Linked DNA regions of Homo sapiens: region 1 is linked to region 2. Evidence: read pairs that join two places in POLR2A ChIA-PET (ENCODE). Cell type or tissue: HepG2. All regions are shown on one strand. Region 1 overlaps LINC02086 (long intergenic non-protein coding RNA 2086). Region 2 overlaps LOC124904028 (a long non-coding RNA gene).

What was found. Peaks named below come from ENCODE experiments on the same cell type or tissue, not always from the same donor. Only the 100,000 strongest peaks of a DNase experiment are listed, where the experiment ranks them.
Region 1: POLR2A ChIA-PET joins it to region 2 with 6 read pairs; 1 of 35 experiments calls an interaction of 5 or more read pairs at or near these places.

Annotation. Positions count from the first base shown.
Region 1 is chr17:48,677,260-48,679,759 of GRCh38, forward strand. All of the region lies in intron 3 of LINC02086 (long intergenic non-protein coding RNA 2086), which reads left to right. Among named protein-coding and RNA genes, the nearest start is that of LINC03057, 32 kb to the left of the region's middle. In HepG2, a CTCF peak has its summit at 1,329 (motif pointing right); a DNase peak (open chromatin) is centred at 1,352; H3K27me3 peaks cover 1,088 bases.
Region 2 is chr17:50,269,145-50,271,644 of GRCh38, forward strand. LOC124904028 (a long non-coding RNA gene) reads left to right here. Exons shown (of 3, transcript XR_007065846.1): 1 at 1-84; 2 at 2,015-2,092; 3 at 2,222-2,259. It also overlaps a transcript of TMEM92 not described here. Among named protein-coding and RNA genes, the nearest start is that of TMEM92, 4.1 kb to the right of the region's middle. In HepG2, a CTCF peak has its summit at 1,130; a DNase peak (open chromatin) is centred at 1,147; H3K27me3 peaks cover 1,620 bases.

The DNA.
Region 1 (2,500 bases), 1.6 Mb before region 2:
TCATGCCTCAGCCTCCCAAGTAGCTGGGATCACAGGTATGTGTCATGATACCTGGCTAATTTTTGTGTTTTTTCTAAAGATGGGGTTTCGCAATGTTGACCAGGCTGATCTTGAACTCCTGGCCTCAGGTGATCCACCCACTTCGGCCTCCCAAACTGTTGGGATTACAGGCGTGAGCCATCAAGCCTGACCTCAAGTTCCCTCTTTCTAATCTGGAATTGAGAATAGCACTAGCATCCAGGCCCACCTCAAAGGGTCAGACTGAAGTTCAGATGGCCCAAGGATGCACTAGAAAGTTCTTTATGCAATGTAAATGAGAGTTGCCTACTCTTGTCAGGCTCAAGTACCTTCACTCTACAGGCAACTGGCTACAGGCTTCTCACCCTGAGCGGTGGTCAGCTCAGCCAACTCACCCTCTCCACCCTCCTCCCTCCCTCCTTTTTCACAGGAAACTTAAGAGTCAGATCTCTTCCACTGCAAATGGAGATTCTTGATTTGGAGAGAATAAGATAAAGGACCTGACATCAATCCTTACTCTTGAAAGCATGTTGTTACTTTCTAAATATTATTGAAATTAAAAAAAAAAAATCTTCCCCCCAAATCAGTATATTTGAATTGCTAACAAGCCTCTCTGCCTTGTTTTTATCTCAAAGAATAAAATGCTGAGCCCTGCGTGGGATGCTAGATGCTAGAGAACTCCCCCATCTCTCTCTCTCTCTCTCTCTCTCTCTCTCTCTCTCTCTCTCTCTCTCTCTCTCAGTTCTGAACAAGGAGGGAAGGGGTAAAGAGTCCTTAGTGAGCGCCTTCTGCAGGGACAACCCTTCTGGACCCATCTGGATGGGAGCAGCCAGGAGAGGCAAGAAGCAGCTGTATTTGGTGGCACTGCCACAGCGTCTCCTCAGCCCCAGCAAGTGGCCTTTGGTCTAGAGTTGGTCCATCTGGCCCGCACAAGGCTCGAATCCAGCCCTAGAGACGCTCCCCGCCTGCTCCAGGTGGCCGGCACCCTAGACGGGGCAGGAAGGGCAGGCGCCAAGCCTCAAGTCTCAAACACGGTGCGGGGCTGCGCGGCAAGGAGAAACCCAGGAGATGCTCGGGGTCGGGGCCCAGGGCAGGGAAAACCCTCAGCTCTGGTCAAAAGCCAAGTGAGCGAAGGAGGCGATGCAACGTCACCCTGGTGGCCAAGGCAGGCACCCAGGTCTCGAGGTTCCAGGAGAGGGACGCGCTGTGACCACCAGCCCCCTAGGCTCCTGTCTGCTCGATGAGCGTCCACTCGCCAGTTCCAGCCGCGAGCGCCCCCAGCACTCCCGGAGCTGGGCCGGGCGCCGCCTTCCCTCGGGCGGCCGGCAGGGGTCAGTGTTTGGCCGCAGGTGAACAGACAGCGGCCGGGGCTGAATCTGGTTCTTCTAGCTGGGTCTTGCCCCTGCCAATCTGTCTGGACTTGTCCCCTGGCCGTTAACTGGGTTCTAGCCTATCGAGACTCCTCATATTCTCCCCACCCCCGACCACTACCTCCATACTGTCCTTCCTAAGTCACCAGGCCTGCACCCTTCCAGAAGCATAGATCCCTGGATACATGGATAATTACTTCCTGGCCTTATACCAGACAGTGATGCGAGACTGGAAAGAGGACATGGCACGGAGTCAGAAGATTTGAGTTCAAGTTCCTGCTCTGCCAATTACCAGCTGTGTGATCTTGGGCAAGTCACTTTACCTCTCTGTGTTAAGTTTCTCATCTTCAAAAATGAGCTAATGGCAATAGGAATGGCTATGATGCCACATGCCAAGGACTTATATGCCATATACTGTGTGTGTTATCATCTCGAGGGTTTAATAGGAGGAGACTATGGCCCAGAGAGATGAACAAGCAGCAGGAAGTAGCAGAGCCAGCCTCTGAACCCAGGTCTATCCATTTCTACCATGTTAACCTGCTTTGCAGGGCTGTAGTGAGAATTTAAATGTGGAATTTATATTATTCTCTTCTGGCAGTTTGGCCTGGATCCTGGTGGGTGAGCTTTCCCTCCTACTAACAGGGGAAGCAGGGAAAGGCATTTTCAATTATTAGAAACATCCTTAGTTAGTGGGGTATGAAATGAAAATAGCCCACTAGAATACAAGCTTCAGAAGGGAAGAGGTCTCACCTGTCTTGAGTCTGTTGCTCACATAATTCCTGATATATAGTAGATGCACAAGCAATATGAAGAAATGTAAACATGTGTACACCTCCTACCTTCATTATAAGATGGATTCTAACACAGAGTCATTTTTCATACCAACCGTGCAATTACCAGGCAAGTGATGCTAATTACTAGTTCTCATGACCACTATTGAGTTTAATTCAAGAGTTTTATTGGATCCCCTGAAGCTCCTACAACCCTCTAAATCATGGGGATTCAATAACAGTCTTTTTATCAGTATGTTCACAAGATAAATTGAGTAAACCAGCTTAATGACTCATCTTCATGACTTATGACGTTAAGAATAAGATGGGGGGAAATGACAA
Region 2 (2,500 bases):
CTGTCAGAGAGGCCCAGGGAAGAGGCCTGGGTAGGGGCGAGCAGGGAGCAGACAATCACTTGTTGAAGGAAGATCCAAGTCCAGGTAGGCTTTCTGGAGGAGGTGGCATTTGGGCTGAGCTTTAAAGGATGGGGAAGAATGTGTTCGGTTTCTGGGAGGGATTTGGGGAAGAAACTAGGTGGAAAAAACTGCCTGGACAGAGGCAAGGAGAGAAGCAGAAAGAGTAAGAGGAGGGGCTGGAGAACATGGTGGGGGGTGGGGGTCAGGTGGGGACTGGTTATGGGGGACCCTGAAGGTCTCTCTGAGATGGGACTTTATTCAGGTGGCAGCAGGGAGCCTCCGATTAGGGAACAAGAGAGCGACATGCCCAACATGGCCTGTCCCTCCTTGGCAATGAGGTGACCAAGCTAGAGGCCTTGTTGAATATGGCTACGAGAGTCCTGAGGAGCCAGGCTGCACGGGGTGCCGATGGCAGTGGGGATAAAGGGAGAGGACACCTGTGACAGGCACAGCCTCCAGTCTCCATGAGCTCTCAGCCCATGTGGAGAGGCGGGCCTCCTCTGTGAAGTAGACCCAGGCAGCGCTCAGTGGGCTGTGCGGGAGTAGAAAGGGGGAACAAACTGGGAGTGGAGGGAATCACATCTCCAGTCCCAGACCACGTTCAGGAGTGGTCGGCACCTGGACGGACATCCTCTGGGATCTGTCACCAGCCCCACCTTCTCAGGCCTGACTGGCCTTAAGTGGGGCCCAGTGGACAGCAGAGGGGTTTAGTGAGCAAAGCTTCCTGGGGAAACTGGGGTTGGATGCTGCAGCCCATCCAGGGAGGTGAGCAGTCCAAAAGCAGCGAGACCCTGCACTCCTTGGCACCCCACTCTGCCTCCATGTGAAATGCAGAGAAGGAAGTATGGGCCCCTTGTCTCTGCCAGGAATGACAGCTAGCATTTATTTGCCATTACTGTATGCCAGACTCTGAGCGGCCTGTTTCATCCTCATCATGGCCTATATGATGAGGGAGGTACTGTTATCCAACTCCTCCCTCTCCTTCCTGTTGAGAGAGGCCCAGAGAAGTTCCATTTCTCGTCTAAGGTCACACAGCACAACATATTCAGTGGCACACTGACTAACACGACACAATACTGCCCCTACAGGCAGAGCCGGGCTAGAGCAGAGCATTCTGCTGGCTTTGAAAAGAGATCCCAGCCTAGTGCCATCAGCCATTACAGATATTAGTGTCCACCAAAGTATGGGGGTGGGGGGGACTGCCAAGTAAAACAGAATTCACCCTGGCTCTTCCCCTTCACCCAAGCCTGGCCCCCTGGGCTGGGCTGAGCCAGGCTAGGCGAGGCCACCCACCCTGAGTGATCCTCCATCCAGAGCAGTGGAGCAGGGCTCCCCAGGCCCGAGGTGAGTGCCACCTGTGCTGGGTGTGGCGTCTTGAGCGCTGCATGGTTCTGATCCTGACTCAGCCCCTCATGTCCTGTGCGACCTGGCCTTCCCGCTCTCCAGGCCCTGGTTGCCTCCTCTGAGAAGGGCGTAAGTGGGCCGGCTGGCCTCGGAGGCCCCTCCTTCCAGCTGGGCCCCGGCAGGATGCACAATCAGCTCATTCTTTAGTGAATGCACTGGGGGCCCAGCGAGCGTTTATGAAGACATTTCGAAGTGGCTGCTCTTGGGAAACCCCAGATGGAATTTGGTGTTGAATCTAGGGGGCCGCTGACTACATGAGGCCTCTGGGTTTCTGTGCTCGTGTATGCCTGAGCACCTGCACACGCTGCCCTCCTGGTGCTAGGTGACGTGCCAAACAGAAGATGCTGGCCTTGTCCAGGACCCTCCTTCCTCTAGAACAGCCCTTCTCTGCTCAGTCTAGGGGGGTCCATGGTGCTCCCACCCCCTTCTGACCTCACCCACCAAAAATCCGAGGGCCCTGGGGCCATGATGAATGCTAACAGGCCCTGGTGTTCTTGGCCTGGCCTGGGACCACCCACTTCCAGGCTCCTCATCTTGTCCCCATCTGCAGGAAGGAACGTAGGGCAGTTTGGTGTCATGGAACTGGGGGCCCAGCCGAGGGGCTCAAGAGCCCTTCAGACTCTGCCTGGTGAGTCAAGTGCTAAGGACCTCACTTCTTCATTGGAAGATGTGGGGTGGGGGTGGAGTTTGTTCCTAGGACATTGTAGCGATGTGGATAGCATTGCCAGATTTTGTTTTGTTTTGTTTTTCTTTTTAGAGCGAGGGTGGTGCTCTGTCACCCAGGCTGGAGTGTAGTGGTGTGATCTCAGCTCACTGCAGCCTTGAACTCCTAGGCTCAAGTGATCCTCCTACCTCAACCTCCAGAGTAACTGGGACTACAGGTACATGCCACCACACCGGCTTAATTGCTTTTGTTTTCTTTGTTTGCAGAGACAGGGTCTTGCTATGTTGCCCAGGCTGGTCTCAAACTCCTGGGCTCAAGTGATCTTCCTACCTCGGCCTCTCCAAGTGCTGGGGTTATAAGCGTGAGCCACTG